3 separate regions of the Mus musculus genome follow, and regions 2 and 3 are each linked to region 1. The links are chromatin loops, found by intact Hi-C in ENCODE. Cell type or tissue: gastrocnemius. All regions are shown on one strand.

Region 1 (8,000 bases):
GTCCTCAGTTCAATTCCCAGCAACCACATAGTGGCTCATAACCATCTATAATGAAAATCTGGTGTCCCCTTCTGGCATGCAAGCATACATGCATGGAGAACAGAAAGAAAGAAAAAAAGAAAAAAAGAAAGAAAGAAAGAAAGGAAGGAAGGAAGGAAGGAAGAGAAAGAAAGAAAGAAAGAAAGAAAGAAAGAAAGAAAGAAAGAAAGAAAGAAAGAAAGAAAACACTTGGGAGGCAGAAGAAGGCGGATTTCTGAGTTTCAGGCCAGCCTGGTCTACAGAGTGAGTTCCAGGACAGCCAGGGCTATACAGAGAAACCCTGTCTTGAAAAAAACAAAAGAGTGAGAGGGAGAGGGAGGAGGAGGAGGAGGAGGAAGAAAACCTTAAAGGGCTGAGATGGCTCAGTGGGTAGAGCATCTGCCATGCAAACACAAAAATCTGAGCCCAGTGTCCCAGACCTACACAAAGCCAGACACAGATGCATAGATCTATAATCCCAACACTCCTATTGAGATGGGAGGTGAGGCAGGATTTCTGGAAGCTCATGACCCAGTAAGCTTGGTGTACACAGAGCCAAAAGTGCAAGTCGAGAGTGAACACCTGAGCTTGTCCTCTGACCTCTACATATGCACGTCTGTGTTAACATGAACATGTAGACATTCATACTCCCTGCTCTGGCAGCATACACACCCACACACATATACCGTACATGTATAGGGCATACACACACAGACATATACACACACACACCACACACAAACACATACACCATGTGCACACATCATACTCCCTCATACATACACTATACACAACACACACACACACACACACTGCAGAACCGCAGACATATACCTAAAACACACCATACATTCACACAAACACATAACTCGCCATATGCAGCACACGGCATAGGCACATGCGATACATGTACTTGAGTGCATGCACACACACACACTCACTCATGCACGCACGCACTAGGAGCCTGGGCTGTTGTTGCTCAGTGATAAAATGCTCCCTGGCTTTGGCTCCTCCCCCCTCCCCCGGATATTCTTGAAAGATGTATTAATCTCATTCATCGCTGCTACATTTCCCTCTTGGTCACTATAAGAAATCCTAAATCAAATTCATCATGGGAAGACAACATGCTGAAGGAGTAGTCTGTGTGGTAGCCAGGTCCTATGATGAAGATGTGGTAGCTTAGAAACTGTGCCCTCTGCCTTGGAATGGCCCCACAGTCGAATAGATTCCTCAAAATACAAAGCTCTCTTTTTCTGCACACCTCCCAGTACCCGGTTGATGTAGCCCAACCATCAGAGTGTCACCTGCTTTTAAAATAATGGCCGTGATCACACCAAGCAGGACAGACCTCTCAGCAAGCACCCAGCAGTCATTGTCACCATGAGGAGGGTGGCTGCACTTTTTCCTCCTTCCACGGTCTCTGGAGTTAAAGTGGGGGTCAACCTGAGGTGATTTTACACAGGAGGGTTATTCAGTATTACTACAACAAATGCCTTGCTCCCCCGCCCTGACCATGGAAGGACATCATTCACAGGGCAGGGTGGGAAAATCAGAGAAGAAGTCCTTTCTGCTCCTTTCTGCTCCGATCCCTGTACTTCAGAACTGCTGACCTCAAAAGGGTTTCCAAGAAGAAACAGGGCTTATTTTTCTTTTAGAAGCAGCCTGATTTCCTTGTATGCTTAGATGCACACGAGGAGAAGAAGAGGAAAAAAAAAAAAAAGAGTCGCTCACAGTTCTATATTTAGTTTGTAGAAACAAAGCGAAGAGTCAGAGAACCTGTCAGGGGCATCCCAGATATAGCTTTATCTAGATAACGTGCATATTAAAAGAACCTCAAGTTCTATTTCTGGGCTGCAGTTGTGAAGTTGGAGCAGCAGCTGCCTCCTCACTCATAAATTGGCAGATCAGGATGTGACCGGTCACAAAGAACCTTCCCACAGAGATATCACCAAGTGTCCCCTCATTTAGAATCCGCCCGGCCTTGGGCCAATGTTCCAAAGAAAGGGTGAAATCAGCATTGAATGGAAATTCATAGACTCAGGCTAGGTGAGAATGCTATCTGTGTTGAGGATTTAACTGAAGTGCTCTGGAAAGCAAATTAAAGCCTATGTATGGAACGTGGGATACAGTTTAAAAATAAAAGAACAACTTGAAAATATTCTCTTTCCTGATCCAAAGCCAAGTTTGTCTCCAGAGGGGGAAAAAAAAACTCTACTAGTTGATCTGATACAATTGATCCACTTAAAGGATTTGATCCTTAAAGGGTTTGTTTTTCCTGAATCTTCTCTTTATAAAGCGGGGGGGGGGGGGGGGGGTGTCTCCTGCCCTCTGACACTGTTTTGAGACAGGTCTCACTATGTAACCCTGGCTGGCCTGGAACTCCCCATGTAGAGCAGGTTGGCCTTGAATTCCCCAAGATCTGCCTGCCTCTGCCTCTCAGCAGGGCTCATATAAAAGCCAGATCATGGTGAGTGGGTGCACTGAGAGAAGCAGTTCAGTCATTGAGAAATGCAGCAAGCATGCAGCTGCAGACTTCTCAGAGTTGAGCTGAGTAAGCACTATGCAGGGAAAAAAAAATCTGAGGGAGTCCCCCTTCTCCATCATTTTGGATAAGGTGTGCTCATGCTAAAGGCACCAATCATGTGCTACCTTCTACGCGTTCAGGATAGCACGTTTCCCAGCTCTGTGAACCCAAGGTGTGGGAAACCTTTGCCTTGGTGGGAGTAGGTCAGTAGAAACTTCTGGACTCCTTCAATAACCCTCAGAATCCCTTAAAGTGAAAGTACTTGTTATTTGCCATTAGCAAATAAAACAAACAGCATTCTGTTTGATCTCTGGGAAGCCCTTTCTTGTTAAGGTAACAGTCGGTCTGACTTTCATGTTTCAGTATTCATTGTCGGTTTAATTATTTTTTAAAAGTTTTGTTTTAAACTATTAAAGTTTTTCAGCGCTTCAGATAAACATGGTTGGCTTTGTTAAAGATTAAAAATAAATTTCCCACAAAGCAGCAAAATGTGGCAAAGATAATATACCTCATGGGGTCGGCCTGTTCCCAAACACGATTCTCAGGGGGCCCCTCTGGACAACAGCCTCGTCATTCGTGTTCTGAGAAGTTCTGGAAGCCCCCCAACTCTAACCCACCCAACCTATCCCGGAACTAGCAAAGTATTGGGCGGGGGGGGGGGGGGGTCACCACCAAAGAGGAGAATCTCAGGGAGGCATGTTTTATCTGTTCTTAGGCTGTCAATCTTTTCCAAGATACACTGATGCTAACCTTGTAATGGCTTCTTTCAAACAGAGAGCAGTCTGGGAGAACTGATAGAACCAACACACCTCTGCACAGAGCTGCTGTCAAAGGACTCCTCTTAATTCCGTTTGAGAACAATCTAGAAGATCACTTTGAAAAACGTCATTCAGGCTACTTGAGCTTTGGTTGAAATCTTTTCCAACTAAGACTTCCATTTTGAAAAAAATTAAGAGACTGGGATCTGGAGAGAGCCTCAGAGGCTAAGAGCACTTGCACTGTGGCAGAGGACCTGGGTTAGGTTCCCAGCACTCACTCACGGGGCAAGCTGACAACTCTTTGTAACTCTCGTTCCAGGGGACACAATGCCCTCTTGTGGCCTCTACGGGCATCAGGCTTAATACCGTGCACATACATGCCTGTGAGCAAACACTCATACTCATAAAGTAACATTTAAAAATCTAAAAAATAAAATTAGTGACAGATGGGCTTCCATCAGTGACTCATTTTCCAGGCTCACTACCCAGCATCTGAGAACATCGTTTCCATAGTCTTCTTTCTTCCTGTCCCAGTACAGTGCCTCTAGTTTCTAGAGTGGATTGGAGTCCCTGTCTCTAGGGTGTTTGGGATTAGAGGGAATGTTCGTGCAGTTCTCAAAGACGACGGTAGGTGGCGATAAAAAGACGCGGCTCTGGGCTGGCGCTCTTTTCTGAATGTCCTAAATCAAGTGCTCACAAAATGTAAAGAGCACTGATATGATGGAGGGACAGACTGAAAACTCAGCTCGCGAGGTCTGTTCCTTCCCTATGTCCCTAGGACCCGGCTTTCCACTTTCAAATGAAAAACAGCTCTTCCCCCCCAACTGAGAATTCCACTGCATTGAAAGAAATGAATGGAACCATTGCAAAGGATTTTTAGCACCTCAATGCCGGTGAAGTCACAACGCAAATGGCCAGTGCTGTTCGCTGATACAAACCAAAGTTGTATACATGTGAGGAATTCAATAGTGTATAAACCATTTAGAACTTCCAAGAGTTCACTTACAGATCCAGTCCTAGTCTCAAATTCCTGGAAGGAAATATTGTCCAAAGGGAATACGGAGATAAAGTTTCTAAGGTTTTGCTCTAAGGGAACAGTTAGTCCAGGGGATTACCCCAAGATATAAAACGGAGCCCCTATGGTGGAGCTTAGCTCGGGCGCACATGATTGGCCGTCAGAAAGGAATGGAGTTTGGATTTGCTGGATGGAACAAAGGGAGTTTATTCCTTATTCTTTCCCAGGACCCCAAATTGACAATTGGTCAGCTAAATGAAATTGTTGGAGAAGGTTATGGGAATAAGAAAAGAGAGAGAGAGAGAGATTTGGAGATTTAGAGAGTTACTTGTCTGAGCATATTGTTGTTCTGGCTCTGAGCCAGCGAACGGTCAGTGGAAAGCAGACGAGGGGAGTTAATTCAAGGCTGAGCCTTCACATAAACTGGAATTGTGTAATCTTGGAGTTAGAGATCATGTGTCCTGACTGCTCTCCAAAAGCAAAAGTCCCCAGAACATGTCTGGAGGCAGGGCTGAAAGTCCCCAGAACATCTATGGAGGCGGGATTCTGGGACATTCAAAACAGAGACACAGACATCGTTCCAGAAAAGCTCACTCCAGCATTCCTTACACCAACAAAGACCCTGGGGTGCATGGACGTATATGTGGAGTTCCAGGAATTCAGCACAAGATCTGTAAATGTTTGTCTTTTCATTTGGACAATGATTTTTAACATGAATACCCCTCCCCCAGTTTTCGAGCAGTTTTGGGTATTAAGTGTAACCAAACAAAACAAAACAAAAAATTTTTTGAGACAAGTTTTCACTTTGTAGCCCAGGCTGGTCTCAAACTCACAACCCACCCCCTGCTCCACCTTCAAGTGTTGAGACTACAGGTGCATGCTGCCACGCCTAGGGTGGGGTCCCTCTTTTGAGCATCAAGGTGGCACATTTGTCACAGTTGGTAAGAAAGCACAGGAGAGTGAGCTCGTACTAACGGGCTTCAGGGAAGGCCGGAAGATGGCTCAGTTAGTAACGTGCTTACCATACAGGCCTGAGGAATTGGGTGGTCTCTCAGAACCTATGTAGATAAGAAACCCACACATAGCAGTGTGCATCTGTAGTCCCAGCACAGGGGAAGCAGAGATGGAGATCTGTGGATCCGTGAGTGAGGCCAGCCTAGGACAATCAATAAGCTCCAGGTTCAGTGAGAGACCTGGTCTCAAAAACTAGGATGGAAGCCGGGCAGTGGTGGCACATGGCTTTAATCCCAGCACTCGGGAGGCAGACACAGAGATGGATCTGTGTGTGTTCAAGGCCAGGCCTGGTCTACAGAGAGTTCCAGGACAGTCAGGACTACACAGAGAAGCCCTGTCTCAAAAGAAAAAAAAAATCAAACCAAAAATCTAAGACAGAAAGTGATCAAGGAAGATATTCCATGTCAGCCTATGGCTTCCTCATATATGAACACCTATGAGCACACATATACATGCATAAAAGCATACATATATGCACACAAACACACAGATACACACACACACACACACACACACACACACACACACAAAGGGCCTAGGAAGATCTATGTGAGCTCACTGGAGTCAGCCTGTGCCCAACCATTGCTCCCTAGAAGGGGATCTTCTAGGCAGGACAGAGTGGAGGGCAGGGACTTATCGGAGGGAGACAGACAGACGTCCAACAAGGAGGTTATTCTCCTCTCGGCCTAAGGGATAGTTCTGTTTAAAGAATGGAGGTCCAGGGTACCTGCCCAAACTGAATGAGTGAGTGGTGGGGTCAGATGGGCTTGAGTGCTCATTCCAGAAATGGGTTCTCTCTCTCTCTCTCTCTCTCTCTCTCTCTCTCTCTCTCTCTCTTTTTACATCAGCTCAAAGAGTGTTCCTGGATTCTCAGTTCACCTTTATTTTCCATCTGAAGCCGTCCTCATGGCTGTATCACGGCCCTCATGTGAAATTTTGGTAGGCAGAGTTTAGAGACCTAATAAATCCCATAGAACAAGGCATGGCTGTTGCATGATCCTATACTTGTAATTAAGCCGTCACCCTAAATAACAGAGTGCATTGCACACTCTCGGGGTTCCTGATTCTCACACAAGTTTCTGCTTGGCTTGTTACACAAAACAAAACAAAACAAAACATAACAACAAAAAAGGAAACGTTTTGTTAAGAACATAGCATTCCATCCCCCGATATTGGGATACTCTATGCCTTTTTTCTTTTCTTTTTTTTTTTTTTTAAGGTTTGGGATTTGAATAATTGAGGGACCTGTTGGCAGGGTGCCCCTCCATTTTGTAGCAACCTAACCATCTATTCGGTAAGAAAGGACTAGGTAAGTTCTGATTCCATTATGAAATATGCAGAAATTAACCCCTGACGTGTAAAAACTCTGTGGCAACCAGGAAGTGTCTGGGCTATAATTAGTGTTGCTTGAACACAGAAGGACAGCATACACTCTGGATCCGCCCATGCCACTTAAGGCATTAGATGTGTCTCAAACAAGTTCCAGCCAATCACCCTAAGTGTGGCCACCCACACTTCCTTCTCCTCCTTCTTCAGTCTTCAGACTGTGGGAATTGATGTGAGTACCCCAGCTCTGTTGACCCAGAGCAGTATAATGTGAGCTTTGCACTGTGTGTCCAGAATTCCTTGGAGGAAATCACTCAATAAATATACTCGGATGACAGCCTCCTCTTCCCTGTCTCACTAGCCTGGAATTCTAATAGTGTCTATGCTTCCCGAAAAGCATCGTGACACGTCTGTTTCTGGGAAAACACAAGGAGACGCTGACTCAGGGGTATAGATTATTCCAACTTCCCCCCATATAGATAACATGTTTGTGCAGAGATGGGTCGGCACTCACAGGAGGTGTGGGAGGATGGTGACAGTGCTTGGTACCCTAAACTGCCCAAAATGTCGTATTCATCTTTTTACAATGTTTGTGTTTGATATTTTAAGGAGCAACACAAAACATCTGTGCTCCCAAAGTCAAATTCTCAGAAAGATCCAAACAGAAATGAGAAATAGTGCTGTCGGAGGGGTGGCAAGACGACTCAGTAGGTTAAGACACTGTATGATCCTTTGAGGCTCTGAGCTTGGTTCCTGAAACCCTCGAAAAGTCAGATGTGTCTACCATCCTAGGATTCTATTGAAAGATAGAAGGTAGAGACAGAATGGATGTGAGTTTCCAATTATCCTGGGTTCGTCAGACAGTGAAAATACAGAGACCCTGTCTCAATAAGATGAAAAGGGTAAAACCATTCTAGAAAGTTGTTCTCTGACCTCACACAAAAACTTCAAGCACATGTTTCACACATACACACACACAAACTACACAAATGCTAATAACAAATAAAAATCTTAGATGTAGCTTTTGGAAAGATAAGAAGTCCCTAGAATGGTCATTGACATGAAGAGAAGAAAGAGTAGGGACCTTGAAGTTCCTGGGTGACAATGGGGTGTGTGACCTTGCAGAGCCCAGAAAACAGGCCAGAGCACATGCAAAGAAATCTATGGAAATCCAAAGTCTGCAGTTTTTAGTGCCCTGGAGCGAAATAAAAAGATGTTTTTGAGAAGAATCGTTAAACACAACACAGTCTACATTCCTTCTCGGTTCCTGTCAACCCTCCTGATTCCTTCACACATGGATAAGATCATTTTGGCTTTCAAAATGCTGGTTTACAGTTTCTATGCT
Region 2 (8,000 bases), 120 kb after region 1:
GAGATTAACTTCCCATGTGTACCTGAACGGACGCATACAACACATGTTCTCTCTCTTTCTAATTAAAAATAAGTGAGTATGTAATCAATCAATCTTAGCTAGGCATGGTGGTTTTTAATTCATTCGTGTTTTTAATCCCGACACTGGAGAGGCAGAGGCAGGCAGATCTCTGTGAGTTCTAGGCCAGCCTGGTCTACCTAGTGAATTTGAGGCCAGCTAGGGTTACATAGTGAGACCCTGTCTCTAAGATGAAAACAGAACCCTGAACTTTGAGAGGAAGGATGGCGCAGTCATGGACACCTTTAGCTAGGTCTCTGGCAGAACTTCCTCCTGGCTGAGACCCCTATGGCTCTCTCAGGATAGCAGTCATTGCCTGTTTCCCTAACTCTAAGCCTAACTATTTTAACCTCTGATTTTGCCATTCAGTGGATCTCTAATTCTCTTGCTGATAACGTTATAAATGCTGTTCCATCCTGGGTCTATATCACCTGCAGGGATGTTAAGAAGATGGAATCTTCCAAGGGAAGCTGGGAGCAATTTCTAGAACATGCCATTTAAGCAGTGGTCAAGGAGACATGGACAGAGAGCCTAGAGATAAAGTTGTGTTCCTGGGTGGTCAGTCAATGTCCTGGAGAAGTTGTCAGAGCACTGAAGAAGCACTTAGAACAGGAGTCCAGGGCCTGGTTCAGTGGCTAAATAGAAGGGCCTCCCTCTGCTCCTCTGCTGACAGGACTCGGAACCAAATCTAGGGGCCCTGTGCATATTAGGTGTCCCATGGGCTGCTGCTGGACTGTACCCCTAGGACTTGGGTGGCTGAAATAAACAATACTCTTTAAAAACAACAACAACAACAACAACAACAACAACAACAACAACAACAACTCATCTATTACTGCAAATAGACTTTAGCCATCTTCAGACACCCCAGAAGAGGGCGTCAGATCTCATTGCAGATGGTTGTGAGCCACTATGTGGTTGTTGGGATTTGAACTCAGGACCTTTGGAAGGGCAGTCAGTGCTCTTAACCGCTGAGCCATCTCTCCAGCCCAAATAAGACTCCCTTGTTGTTCTAATGTGTTGATTCATTTCTGGTCAGTAAAACTGTAAGGTACCAACAGGTCTGGGGCACTCGCCAAGGAGCCTCAGTGTCCCAAGATGTCATAGGAGGCTTGTTTGCTTGTTTTTCTTCCAACAATGCATAAGGATTTGACAAGATCATCAGCTTCGTGTAAACAAGTTCTGTGTTGTGTGTCAACAAGGATTTTTCTTCAACAACCAAGCTTAATGTCACTCTGCTTCCTCTTCCCCCTTCTCCTCCTCCTCCTCTTCTTCCTCTTCCTCTTCCTCCTGTAGATCAGCTCTGGGTTCCCCTCCTGTCACTCTTATTGATGCTCCAACTTATTCAGTCTTGAATATTTAAGTCACTGGCTGGACAACAGTGTGTTCCTGAATGGGGGCAAGAGAGAAACTTCGAGAGAATGTGGCTGATAAGAGGAGAGAGTGTCTGGTTTTGCTAGGCAAGCAGGAGATGAAACGTTCTTTTGTACATGGGCAGGAAGCAAGCAGATAATCCACTGCAAATAGCCTTTCACACATACCTAGCGTGTTGAATTTGATCTTTCCCATCAATGGTATCTAGAAAACCTCTTTCATGACTGATTTGGTTCGAAGAGTCCTACTGTATGTAGCCCATTATTCAACTCTGTTACCACTTCTGGGGAAAGGGTCTTAGCCCTTTATTGTCCATATCAAAGTGAAGTTGAAATGTCCAATGAAACAGTTTGTATCATTTTAAAATTCTTAATAACAAAAATAACAATAACAACCAATGCAACCTACAAAAGAAATATTGGTGTGGAAGTTGTTGGCTGTAAATTAAAAGTCTGGGGCTTTTCAAAAGAGTTGGAGAAACGTATCGAAAGCCACAGCATATAAACCTTAGCTACTTCAATTACGAGGCCATTAATCTTAGATAATTGAGCGATATTTTAGCATTGTTAATGCACAGCTTAAGTTATAGATGGTTTTGGCTGTCGGTCAAATACCTGTCTGGCTTCATGATCCCATAAAGTCATTGTGGGATCATTTCTGGCAACAAACTCATAAGGATCTCCTTGAGTATTTAAAGACATCAAAATGCCTTTTGAAAACAACGCATTAAACTAAACCTTTGGGGACTGTACATGCAACACTTCCCCCAAGTTGGTAGTTCCCCTCGCTGGTCTTCCCCTACAATAAGCCATGCCCGTGTTTCTGTGCTCATGGTGGGCTTCATACCCCTCTAGAATCGTACACCTCCTTCACGTTGTGTGTCTTGGTTTCTGTCGGCCTGCTCAGCGCAGCACCTCCAGCCTCAGTGGCGATGGGTTTCCAATTGGCAAGCTCTCCCCAGCCCAAACACCTGCCATTGCTTAAAGGGGCTGAGCAGACCTCTTAAAAGATGCGTGGGCGTTAGGATAGCTCTTAGGGGAGACAGGGACAGTTTGACCGTGTGGGTGTGTCAAGACCGTCTGAGGCCGGAGATTCAGCTGGGAGAATTATAACTACCTAGTGCGGGCCATCCTGCATGATTCCTGATTGGAGAGCAATTTGAGGCGCCGGAGGCAGAGGGCAGGAATACTGACCCTAGTGGAAGCTTGTAGAGAAATCAGAATTGGCTGGGGAAGTCCGCAGGTGAGCTTAGGCTCACAGCGGTCTTTCCCTTCTGCTAGACCATGAAGGAGAAAAGGAATCTCACTTGCCCTGGCTCAGAGGCTCCCGGTGCCCTAGTAGAGCTGCGGGTGGTGGTGGCCCAGACTCTCTTAGGAATGAGGCAACTCAGGTTGCGCAACCTTCCCTACCGGAGGTTTAGTCTAGTCCTTCAGGAAAAGCCTCTGGTCCCATTTAGGAGCCATTTTATCACGGGTATCTGGCAGGTTCTATTGAGGCTATTTTTCAAACCTGCAGTATTTACAGGGACAAGACTGGGCTGCTCCGGGGAGGCCGGGACGACTTCAGCCTTCCAGTTAATGGATGCATAATTGAGGAACAACGTGGAATTAGTGTCATCGTAAATGATCTAGTGTCTCAAGTTAATTTCACCCGTTTTTTGTTCCAAGAACATTCGAGTCAGTCATCTTGGCTAGCCGGCTTCCACCAAAAAGATTTGTTTTCCATCCAGCGTTTCAGACCTAGAGTTCAAGTTCTTGGCCCTTACAAGTTGCAGGAGCGTGTCTCACGCCTTGGCTTTTTTTTTTTTTTTTTTTTTTTTTTTTAAGGTAACATGTTATTCCTTGTTTTGCTTCTAGGAAGCAGAGGGTTGAGGAAATGGCTTGGGCGGGTGCATTAATGCAGCCGAAAAAGACACAGACTCCCTCCCTTGGGACCCGCGCGGCCCCGCGCTCTTTCCGAAGGTGCCTGGCAAGGCGTCCGGTTCCCTCGGACGCTCCGGGTCCAAGTGCCTTAAGCGGAGGGTCTCTGGCGCCTTCCTTCGCTGTCTGGCAACAGTCTGGCGGGGTCAGGGACCGGCGGGACCGCTCGGGAGAGGGCTCGACTGCGCCTCGTTCCTCGGTGCCAGGGACACCGTCGCGGGAGGCGCGGCCAGCTTCCCTAGGATAAGACTTCCCGCCCCGGGGGCAGGGCGGTGCACTTAGACGGTCCCCTCCTCAGTTTCGGGCGGTCACCAGAGCTGAGTAAGCTCGGTGGAGGGAGCTGGGTAAGGATTTCCTGAGAGCGATGGGCAGGAGGGGCTGGGGCAGCAGAGCACAGAGCAAGGACCCTGAACCTGCGAACCTGTCCGGCGACCCGCGCGCCTAGCGCCACCGCACGCGCGCTCTGGCCCCCGGGCTACCCGCCCTCGCCGGCCCCCGCCCCTCCGGGAGGAAGAAGAGGGTAGGTGGGGAGGCGGATGAGGGGTGGGGGACCCCTTGACGTCACTGGAAGGAGGTGCCGGGGTAGGAAGTGGGCTGGGGAAAGGTTATAAATCGCCCCCGCCCTCGGCTGCACTTCAGCGAGGTCCTTGAGAGGCTCGGAGCGCGGTGGCGGACACTCCCGGGAGGTAGTGCTAGTGGTGGTGGCTGCTGCTCGGAGCGGGCTCCGGGACTCAAGCGCAGCGGCTAGCGGACGCGGGACGGCGAGGATCCCCCCACACCACCCCCCTCGGCTGCAGGCGCGGAGAAGGGCTCTCGCGGCGCCAAGCAGAAGCAGGAGGGGACCGGCTCGAGCGGCTGCGCCGTCGGCCTCGGAGAGCGCGGGCACCGGGCCAACAGGCCGCGTCTTGCTCACCATGGTCAGCTGCTGGGACACCGCGGTCTTGCCTTACGCGCTGCTCGGGTGTCTGCTTCTCACAGGTGAGGCGCGCCAGGGACCATGAGTTGGAGTTCGGCGGGGATGGGCAGCCACGGGGTGGTCCGGGGGAAGCGAGCTCCGGCGGGAGCCGGGGACACTTGTAGCAGCGGGTACGCCTCGGGACACACGTCTTCCCCTCCACCCCCCAAGTGGGCGCCGCTGGAAGTTGGCATCACCGCTTAGACTCTCCTTAGCTCCACGCTGGGGTCAGAGCCAGAGTGCCTGCCGGGTGTAGCCGGAGCCGCTAGTCCCCTACCGGGTTCCCGGGTAGGCGCTCACTCCTTAGACTCTGGGAGTGCAGATCACCACACGGGTGGACCTTTCAGCATCCAGAGCCTGCTCCTAGGCTGCAGCAGAGTCCTCAAGGGCTAGTTGGAGCAAGCTAGATGTCAGAGAGGCTGCCCGGGGCTGGACAGAGGTGGGGTCGTTAGCGATGAGCTCGCTCCACCAGAGCAAAGGAGGACGAAATTGGGAGGGGTCCCGTGCCCGCGGCGAGCAGATGGAGCCCAGAGAAGGGCCAGCTCTGACTCCCGTACCCGCTTGGGTCCGTCCGGAGGAAGCTGGGGAACGCACAGTCTGCAGGGTTTCTTCCCAGCAGTTCGCGGAGCGCCGTCTCCCGGGTGGGGCCTCCGCGGTGTGGGGCGGGTGTGCGGTCCAGGTCCTCGGAGTGAGTGAGTGACCCAAAGCGACCCGGCAGCAAGTTTTGGAATTTTAAGCCCTACCTTTAGGTTATGAATCTAGAAGAAAAAACAAAAAAACAAAACCACCTGACAATTTAGACTGAAAGCTGTGGTTTAAGTAGTAGGTGAAGTTTGCGACCTCCTAAATCAGCGTTCTCTAGGATATGAAAAGCGCGGGGCGGGGGGGGGGGGGCGACCGATCAGGGGCCGGCAGATTTTAGGAGCATTTAATGTGGAGACCGTCGTCATCCAAGGGTCAAAAAGCTGGAGGGACCTCGGGAACTCTAACTCCAGGTCTGCAGGCGGGAGGTCCCTTTGCGCAGAGACGCATACCAGAGCGTCTTTATTTAAACCAGCGTGGTTGGGAAAGAAGATAGAGACTAAAGAGTCAGGTAGAATAGTAGTGGCCCCAGAAAGAAAGGCAGCAAGGTTTTAAAAGACAGTAAAAATAAGCCTTTTGAAATGGGAAGACTGTACTTCGTTTCAAAGTAATGAACAGGGGTTTATAATTAAAACGGACTAAAATGGCAAAGCCAGAATCCGACGTGGCTGGTTAGGTTCTAAAATAATGATATTAAACGAGTTATTGTATTTTCTATTTCACAAATATTTTCGAAGAGCTGCTTATACGGAAATGCAACCGCTTAGAGAGTTTAAATACTGATTTATTATATAAAGACAAAACTAGCTTAAAAAATTACTGCAAACCCTTAAGTTACAGGGTGGGGGGAACAGGCGTTTTATTGGATTTTCTGCTTGACACATGTCTCTACTTTTTAATTTTAAAGCGTGGTTGGTTTTGGCTAAGCGTAATTTTATCTGTGTTTTCGAACAGTGGAGGCAGATTGAAGCAGTTCAGGGAAAGTGTACAAAGTCGCTTTGCGCCGCTAGCCAGGCGCTGAGCCCCATCAGGTGTTCTAGCCTCGATATTTATTAGTTACCAACGCCCTAACTACCATAATTACCGGTCCTCTCTGTAGCTATCGAGACCAGTGTCTCTATAAAAGTTCAGTCTCCTCTTCAAGGCTTAAGACAACACACTCTCGTTTAAGTCCACACCCTTGATTAGCTCCACACCAGTGTGCTCTCTTGCGCTGGCTCATCTCTCTCATCCCCTCTGTCTCTGTCTCTGTCCGGCTCTGTCTGTCTGTCTGTCTATCTGTCTGTCTGTCTTACGCGCCGCTCTCTCTCTTTTCCCTTCCCCCTCATTTCCTCCTTCCCTCTCTCCTTCTCCTGTTCTCCCTTACTTTTAAGCAGCTGACATTTAGAGTTTGGTAGAACTAATTAGAAATACTTAAATTGTGAGCTTGGGGTGTGTGTATTGTATTCCCAATAGTAACTCTGAGTTAAAATAAAAATTATGCAAATAGTAGCAGCCAGGTGTGAGTGCCCTGTCTGTATCCTGAGAACTCAAGGCCTAAGGCAGAAGGGTGGTGAGTTCTAACCAAGAGTGGACATTGGCTATGGAGCCAATTAAAGTCAGCCTGAACCACACAGGGAATCCCTTTCTCAAAAATAATAATTAATAATAATACCTATTCCCAAATTGGTTAGAATGCATTTTTTAATATATAGTTTTACATAGTGATTTCTAATTTTTTTCTCCAAGGCTTACACAGTTGTGCTTTTCCAAAAGTTGCATATTTTAAATGGTTATTATTTGGGACCCTTGTGGGTCCATGTTGTTTTCCAACTTATCAATCATCTTGCAGATAAACTGTGAACTAGGCTTTCTATTAAAAAAATTATTAGTGCAGCATTTTTTTTTCTGGTTGAAAAGTCTTTAATAGGCTATATAGTTTCTTTTTAAATGATCCCCAATTGGCATTTTTCTTTTAAAAATGGAGAAATTTTGTTTTTTTGTTTGTCTGTTTGTTTGTTTTCTCTATGCAAGAGTTTCTTTGTGTACCCCGGGCTGTCCTGGAACTTACTCTGTAGACCAGATTGGCCTCTGCCTTCTTAGTGCTGGGATTAAAAGTGTGGGCTGCCACCACCTGGCCTAAAACTATGGTTGACTTCCGAAGGCTCCTTTTCAACTATAACATTCAGTGAAGGAATTCCACAAAGCAAACAGATGGGGTCCTTCCGGTTTCCCGGCTCCCTGCCATTCTTCTGCATGTTAATGGGTGCTAAGCCCTTTGACACCCTAGCTGATGAGCTAGGCTGCTGCTGCCATCGGGGTCACACCTCATCTTTCTCTCTGGTAGAATGTACTAGACCAACCAATTAACTGAGTCTTTAGTGGGCTTCCTTTTGCATTGCAGGGGGTGCAGGGGTGGTCTGATGGAGGATGTGTCCCAGATGCCTCAGCCACTACATCACTATCTTGGGTCTTTTTTTTTTTTTTTTTTTCCCTAGCAGAATGTGTAACTATGACAGAGGCTAAATCACATTACCTATACTGAGGACATCTGTCTCTTTAACCTCCCACCCCTTATTTCTTTCTTTAAAAAATTAATCTTTTTAATTTCTTTTTTTTTTAAACAGCTATGTTCTAAAACTGTTCCAGATTACAACAAGGCTAGTAAACCTCTTATTTAATAATTAAACCTATTTTTTTGTGACTTCTAAAAGACCAACCAAGTCATTACTTTTTTTTCCTCTCCGAAACTATGGGGACAATTTCTGAATCCTTGAATGTGTATAATATAGAACTTGAAGTGATATGTATACCCCGCTCCCCCCCCCCCAAAAAAGAAAAAGGCTTTATAGTGACACTTGCCCCCCTTCCCTTCAGAAAAGTGGTTCTGTGGAGGGAAACTATGTGGCTGATCTCTACCCTGGCTTTTGCGGTAAAGCTAAGAGAATACAAAGTAACAGGACAGGCAGGGGTTTTGATTGTGTGTGCAGGTGAGCCTCGGGATAAAAAGGGAGTTCGAGGAGCTGGGAACTAGTGAGCAGGGTTTGGCTCAGCACACACTAGGTGCTGTGTGGTTGGCGGCACACACTAGGTGCTATACTGTCATCGCAGGCTGAGAACCATTTTTCAATGTC
Region 3 (8,000 bases), 260 kb after region 1:
TCCTCATCCTTGCACGAGATTTTATGCACTTGTTCCTCAAAGCCATACCTGTGACTATAGGACAACTGATTAGCTTCACTAATCAGAGAAACTAAAGGCACAAACAACTGAATGGTTTCCATAGTTACCAATAGATCAGTGATGGACTACAACAGGAAATCATGTGTGCTTAATCTAGTGCTCTCCCTCTTCTATTTCATTATTGTGGTTGTTGTGTATTTGCATGTGTATGTGTTATATGCATGTTGTGTGTGTGTGCATATAGTATAAATATATTATATATGTATATATAACATATATACATATATGTGTGTGTTGTGTTTATATATATGTGTGTGTATGTGTGTATTGTGTGTATATGTGTTTGTGTGCAGTGTATGCATATATATGCAGGTTGTGTGTGTGCATGTGTGTGGTGTGTATGTGTGGTATATGTTTATATGTGTGTGTTGTGTGTGGGTATATATGTACACATATGTGAGTGTCTGTGTTGTGTGTATGTCTGTGAGTGTATATGTGCATTGTATGTGTCTCTGTATGAGCGCGAATGCACATGTGTGGTGTGTGCACAGAGGCCAGAGGAAGATACTGGAGTCTTGCTCTGTCAATCTCTTCCTTACCCCCTCAAGCCTGGGTCTCTCACTGAACCTGGAGCTAGGCTGGCAGCTAGCAAGCTCCAACCATCCTTCTGCCTCCACTTCACAGCACTGGAGTTACAGGTGTGCCAAGCCACTCTGCAGCTTAACCGCTGTTTTTGGCAGGAGTGGAGTTTGGGTTCCTCTGCTTTCCCAGGGAGGCCCTGCACTTGCGGCATCATTCTGCATGAAACACACACACACACATATGCCACACACACACACTACATATACACACACCACATGCACACACATACACCACATATATACACACTACATATACACACACCACATACACACACATACACCACATACACACACACTACATATACACACACCACATACACACACATACATACACATATACACACTACATACACACACAACATACACACATACACACATATACACATACACACACCACATACACCACACACACCACATACACCACACACACCACATATACACATATCACATACACACACACCGCATACACACACACTAAACATATACACACACACAGAGAACAAACAAACACACAAGAATACTGGGAGGACACATAGTCTTTCAGGAAAGGCCAGCTCTAAAGAAGAAGCCATGGATTCAAACACTGTGGTATGCTTTGTGGTCCCACTGCTGTCCCTCTCTGGGCTGAATTGGCCAGGGAGACAGTGACTGACAGTTAGCCAGTCACCGGCATCTGGGAGGCGCACATTGGAGGCAAGCTCTCTGGCTCCACAACCAGATTTTCCAGGTTTAAATTCCAAGTCTCCTCTCATAAGACCTGGCCTTGAACAAATTAGTCAGTCTCTTTAGGCTCCAGTTCCTTGTATTCAGTGGCGCTAATAATAGAACCCAGGGTGAGACTGTTGGGAAAACGAAACTCTTCCCTTAAGCATTTAGTTGTCCCCTTTTGTCAATTTTTATCCACTAGGATGTTGAAGGATGGGGTGTAGCTCAGTGGGGGAGTTCTTATTTGTCACGAGTGAGGCCCTGTGTCTGTCCCCTCCCCTGCATTAGAAAGACAGAGACAGAGAGAATCAGAGACACACACATAGAGAGAGAAACAGAGAGAAAGAGAGAGAGAGAGAGACAAACAGAGACACAGAGAGTTCAATTGAACACAGCTAATGCACATGGTTGAATGAACCTTCAGAGTTCTAGGAACGGTGCCCATCTCTGATATGTAGGGAAGACACCACAGAAGACAACTAGACGTTGCAGTACCTGCAAGCAGTTCTGGCTGCTGAGATGGAGGATTGTGTGAGCCCAAGTGTTAGACATCAGCCTGGAAAATAGAGTGAGACCAGGAGTGGAGAGATGGCTCTGCGGTTAGGAGCTCTTTCTGCTCTACCAAAGGTCCTGAGTTCGGCTCCCAGCACCCACATTAGATAGCTCACAACTGTCTGTTACTATAGCTCCAGGCAATCTGATCTCTCTACTCACTGAGGGTGCCTGTGCTCAGAGACGCACACGCAGATTCACACATACCCTTATATACATAATTTAAATAAATAAATAAGTATATACATATATATGGAGAGAGAGAGAGAGAGGTGGGGGGAGAGAGACCTTGTTACAAATAAAGCAAGGAAAACTGGATAGCTGACCCACCTTTTCATCTCAGACTATGGTTTTATCAAAGACATAGTTGTCCCACCAGACTGTTGAATATATTACATATTCCCTCATTCTATTGTTTGAGACAGGGTCTCACTATGTATCCCTGGCTGTCCTGGAACTCACAGAGATCCACTTACCTCTGCCTCCTGAGTGCCAGAATTAAAGGTGTTTACCACCATGCCCAGCTATATTTCCCCCTTATAAACTAGGCTTTCCAAAAACTGAAATCTTAAATCTACTCTGTGCTCTGTGTGTGTGTGTGTGTGTGTGTGTGTGTCTGTGTGTGTGTGTATCACCAGAGAAGTCAGGAAATGGCTGGCAAGATGGCTCAGTCTAGATAAAGAGGCTTGCTGCCAAGCCTGATGACCTGAGTCTGATCCCTGGGACTCACATGATGGAAGGAGAGAACCAACTCCAGCAAGTTGTCCTCTGGCTTCTGCATTTGTGCACGCAGCAGACAAGCACAAATAAATATATATATACTAGTGTAATAAAGAAATTGGCTTAAGAACACAGTAACCACAAGATAAAGAGAGGAGAAAGACCTATCTTGCTTCACCTCCAGCTTTAGAATTTTTTTCTCAGACCCCCACTAAATAAGGGGTGCAGCGGTGCCCCGAGCTGAGAGCAGCACAGATTCCTGTCGATCTTGATGTCCTAGACTGGGCTCAGGAAGCGCTAAGCCCTCAGAACACCCCAGGGACTTGGCAGGATGGAGCGTTTGGGTTTGTGCGTCCTTTGTTTGGAGGAGCTTGCTTCCTTTCGGGGCTATATTTACTGGTTTACTTCCCCATGGCACTTGGTGGAGCTGTGTTTTATGGAAAACTCATGACTATCTGTCACATTTGGAACCTAAAGGAATAGGAAGGAGAGATGGAGGAACGGCCCAAATCCGTCAAGATTCTTAAATGTGCTTTGTGATTAACCTACTATTCTGCCTTAGTCCCCAGAGTCCACTAACGTAACCTGTCTTTGGTGGCACACTGCTGCTGAGCATAGCTGAACTGGGGTGCGAGGAAGGGTAGGGTAACCTGGGGACAGGTTCTACCCCGTAGCTTCTGAGAGCTGTGAGGAAGAAGGCAGTACGCTTTCAGAAAATAAAACTCCAGACTCCGTCTGAGCAGGGCTAGCTGCCTCGTGGAGAGAAAAATGATGGTCCTTTGGACTGTTTGGCTTTCTACCTGCCACGAGGAAAAGGTGTCTAGGGTGGGTTACACGCAATATAACTTGTCTTCACTCCTGAAATCCCAGACAGGATTTGAGAAGAACTGAGAGAGCAAAACTCCCTTCAGGGACATGACTCGAGGAAATGTTTGTATGGGGTGTGTCCCCAGGAGACTCTTTTTTTTCAGGATGTGGGAACCCCTCTGTACCCTATATCACAGTGCTGCTTGCTGCTGTCCCTCCTAAAGTTTGTTGGATCTTCTGCTTGCTCCCTGGCGCCCTCTAGTGGAAGGACTGCTTCTTCTTAGTGACATCCCAGAAAAGTCAAGGCTGTTTAATCCTAGCGCTGAACTTCATTCCCTCCCAGCTCCTGTCTAGGTACACAGAAGCCAGCAGAAGCCAGGCTGTACGGTACACAGGCCCCTGTGGGTATATACACATGCGGGTACGCATGGGCACACAGCCGCGTCCTGAAAGCCACTGAGCAGGATGCGTCTCTAGTGTGAAGCAGTAGATGAGTTACGGTAGGCAAAACAGTAGAACACGGAAGTCCTTTCCTGCGAGGCACAAACTGTAATAATATGTAGTGCCTTCCAGACGAGAAAGATGAAACGCAGACAAACATGAAAGGATTTGCCCATGATGGCATGATTAGTAGAGGAGCCAGAAGACTCTATAGAGAAGGCAGAGGAAAAGCAGCAAGATTCAGATGCCCACAGTGAGCCGCCTTTGCTATTCATGATAGGATGCAGTGGTGTGACATCCTCAAAGGGAAACCAAGAGAAAGGTGTATCTCCTCTTCTCTCCCCGAGGAAATGAGAGGAACTGGTAACTTGAGCCTCTGCAGGGATTACAGAGGCTTTCACACCACCTGAGTGAGGCTATCAAACTCTCTGTCACCTTTCAAACAACAGGGCATGTGCTACAAAAAGCAGCAGAGACAGACTTGGTTGGACGCTAGCGCAAGCTTTCAGGCTTTGCCAATTATTAGCTGTGGCTTTGATGACTTAGCTCTTCAGAACCAGCTTGTGTATGAATTGTTTTATAAGGGAGGGAGAGAGGGAGGGAGGGAGGGAGGGAGGGAGGGAGGGAGGGAGGGAGGGAGGGAGGGAGGGAGGGAGGGAGGGGAAGAGGGAGAAGGCTTAGCAGTTAGGAGCACTGTTCCCCCAGCACCCATATTGGCACAACCTGCTTTGACCCCAGGTCTAGGGAATCCAATGACGTTGTCTAGCTTTGGTAGACACCCAAATGCATGTTCACATACACATAAATAAAAATAAAATAAATCTATTTTAAAAAACAAATCAGGTGGTGGTAACACACACTTTTAATTCCAGCACTCGGGGGATAGAGGCAGGTAGATCTCTGAGTTCCAGGACATCAAGGACTACATAGAAATGCTGTCTCAAACCACGCCCATACCTCGTAAGACAAAACAAACACTATTTTGACAATTATTTAGTAAAATGACATAAGCTCTTGGGGAAGTTGAGGAAGTGTATGCTAGCTCACACTAAGTGTTCAGTATTTATCAGTTGCCTGGATCTGAGGTGTTCACTAGGAACCCATGCAAGAACATAAAAGATTCTACAGCCTGGGAAATAAATGCCTAGCACCCAGTGTGCATTCGGGGTCCAGTGGCTTGTCCAATCCGGACGGCAGCCATCTCTGCCTTGGGCCCCTCTCACTCCTGTGCTTCTTGTCTATGCTAAGGACGCAGCCTTGCATATGGAGCTCAAGAAAGAGAGCCTGGAACCAGGCCTGGAGCAGGGCCAGAAGCCCCGCCTAGACAGTGTCAGCAGCTCAAGTGTCACCAGCTCCAGCTTCCCTGAAGACCGAAGCGTGAGCGATGTGGAAGGAGACGAGGGTACGTATCCGCTCCTCCCGGCCTCCAGTCTCGGGGATTTCTACAACACACTACACATCTCACACATTTTTTTCCTTCCGGATTTATCACCCTAATAAACATCCTGGGAATGGGGGTAATGTCCTACCAGGTCACACCCATTGTGCCCAATCTCCATTCCCCTACCCTTCACCCCCACCCCTCAACCCCGCAGCCTGGGAAAACATCTCTGATGCTTGAGTTGAGACTCAAACTCTCTTGCCAATGAACTGTGGCGTCCTTGGTGTGTCTTATACTTTGTGAATATTGTTTCAATAAATGGGGATTTGGTGCAGGCACAAAAATCTTTACAAGATTCGAATGCTCCGTAGATTACAGTGAGATCTCCAAGCAGCCCCTCACCATGGAAGACCTGATTTCCTACAGTTTCCAAGTGGCCAGAGGCATGGAGTTTCTGTCCTCCAGAAAGGTCAGCTCATCTCTTTGTAGTCTAACTTTATTTAAAAAAAAAAAAAAGAATGTTTTTTAATACTGCAAATCTTTTATATATGCATATGTACATATGTACACACATATATACACCTGCATATATATATATATATATACACATACACACACACACACACACACACACACACACACACACCTGAGTACTCTGTCTTCAGACACACCAGCAGAGGGCATCAGATCCCATTACAGATGGTTGTGAGTCACCACATGGTTGCTGGGAATTGAACTCAGGACCTCTGGCAGAGCAGTCAGTGCTCTTTACTGCCAAGACATTTCTCCAGCCCCTTCTTTAACTTTCTTAATCAGAGATAAAAAAAGGTTTTGAGTTTTTTTCAAAAGCTTTCACTTTACATTTTAGAATTTGTTTTTATGTATGTTATTAAACTTAGAACATCCAACACACGTGTGCCTTTCAAGTCTCTTCCCTGCTCCCCACTTTTATTTTGACCTTTTAAATGATGTATGAAAACATACAGATTGCATATGTTAACCAATATACAAGAATGACATCAATTCTCAACTTAAATCGGGTTGGATATATTTTTATAACTTAATGGTAACGTATTTGAAAATGCATTCTGCTACTGATTTGTCTTTTTGTGAGGCCTGGACACACACCTCTGCTGTGAAGCTATTTTTCTAGTATTTGTTTATATTTGTTTAGGTTGTTAACTATACACCAGACCTCACCACAATAACCTAGATTTGCTCTGATATGGAGAGGTACCAGGATATTGAGCCTGCGGATAGCATTTAAGGGTAAAATCTTCCTGGGTATTTTGGACTACACAAACCCAGGAGCGCTGTCTTCCACGGTGCCCTCTGGCGTGCTTCTAAACTCTCCAGGCTTCATGAAGAAGCTATCTTCAGTATACCCACCTGAGGCTTCTCAGAAACCCTCAGCTCAAGCCCAAACCATGGGCATCCAGGCACCTGAGAGGCCAAGGCAGGGGGATTCCTGGTTACATGCCAACCTGAGTGAGTTCCGGGTCAGGGTACACAACACCTCGGGAGTCTGTCTTAAAACCAGCAACAGCGGCAAACAACGTAAACAGCCAACAAAACAAATCACCCCTAACCACAGCTCCCAAAGATCTGCTCTAAAAGGCCACAGGGGAAAATCTCACTCACTGGCAAAATTCAGACTGCCGGTGCGGTTGACCAGTACGCTCCCATAGAACAGGAGCCTGGCTGATTTAGAACGTGTCCTTTGAGCCACCTGGACCTTGTACTTGCACAAGAAGCACATTGTGTTTATGGTAGCTAGGTGTGTGCTGAGAGATGCTCCCTCTACCACAGATGAAATGGAAATTAGAATTAAGAATAATGATACCAGGGCCAGTGAGCCGGCTCAGCAGGTAAAGGTATTTGCTGCCAAATTGATGACTTCAGTTCGATCCCAGGAACTCACACGGTTGCCCTCCACATGCATGTCATGGTATATGCATGCTCACATGAGTGCTTGTGTGTGCACACACGCTCACTCGCACATACACACATACTCACACACACTCATACATATACACACACACAGTTGTTTTTTTTTTTTTTTCAAAGAATAATGACCCAGAGTGGATACAGGAAATTAAGCAGCTTGATTCGGGAAGTGCGTTCATTACATAACTGTTTTATTACAGTGCATTCATCGGGACCTGGCAGCGAGAAACATCCTTTTATCTGAGAACAATGTGGTGAAGATTTGCGACTTTGGCCTGGCCCGGGATATTTATAAGAACCCTGATTATGTGAGGAGAGGAGATGTGAGTGAGCTTGGGGGCGCGTTCGATCCCTTTCTACCCTGTCGAGTTTAGGCCACAGACCGAAGCCCTTGCAAACACTTACGTTTCTCAGCAGTCATTCCCCAAATGCCCATGTGGCTCTGCGAAGATAGATGGTCCAGAAGAGCTGTGTGCTGAGAACTCTGGGGATGGAATCTTCTTTCTCTGATCCCTGGCTGGGTACCTGTCCTGATAGAAGGACCACTTGAGACTTGTTAACCTGAGCAGCCGGCTGAGCCCTGCAGAGACCACATCAGTCTCTGCCCACCACCCCTCTGGGAGTCCCATGTCCCACTGAAAAGAACAGCGTGGCCTCTTCCCCTCAGATAAGCCCCGGTGATTGATTCAGCAGGTGTCTGTACTTCCGGAAAGAGTGCGGGAGGGTACACACTATCTTGAACGGAGGAAGCTGCTTACCTCCAGGGACGCCTTCCGTGGGACCCA

Evidence for each region. Hi-C counts contacts between places; a loop is a spot of excess contacts. Peaks named below come from ENCODE experiments on the same cell type or tissue, not always from the same donor. Only the 100,000 strongest peaks of a DNase experiment are listed, where the experiment ranks them.
Region 2: it touches region 1 in a loop (2.1-fold over the local background); 15 of 42 quality-filtered maps call a loop at or near these places.
Region 3: it touches region 1 in a loop (4-fold over the local background); 25 of 42 quality-filtered maps call a loop at or near these places.

The regions. Positions count from the first base shown.
Region 1 is chr5:147,844,285-147,852,284 of GRCm38, reverse strand. No RefSeq gene overlaps it. Among named protein-coding and RNA genes, the nearest start is that of Pomp, 12 kb to the left of the region's middle. In gastrocnemius, a CTCF peak has its summit at 3,932; a DNase peak (open chromatin) is centred at 3,932.
Region 2 is chr5:147,721,999-147,729,998 of GRCm38, reverse strand. Flt1 (FMS-like tyrosine kinase 1) reads left to right here and starts at 3,988. Exons shown (of 30, transcript NM_010228.4): 1 at 3,988-4,328. The coding sequence starts at 4,265. In gastrocnemius, no CTCF peak of the experiment used is centred here; DNase peaks (open chromatin) are centred at 3,524, 3,995, 4,238 and 4,794; H3K4me3 peaks cover 5,291 bases; H3K27ac peaks cover 5,589 bases.
Region 3 is chr5:147,579,840-147,587,839 of GRCm38, reverse strand. Flt1 (FMS-like tyrosine kinase 1) reads left to right here. Exons shown (of 30, transcript NM_010228.4): 21 at 5,136-5,289; 22 at 5,640-5,737; 23 at 7,416-7,538. Among named protein-coding and RNA genes, the nearest start is that of Gm35383, 76 kb to the left of the region's middle. In gastrocnemius, a CTCF peak has its summit at 3,702 (motif pointing left); DNase peaks (open chromatin) are centred at 3,700 and 5,202; H3K4me3 peaks cover 997 bases; H3K27ac peaks cover 4,918 bases.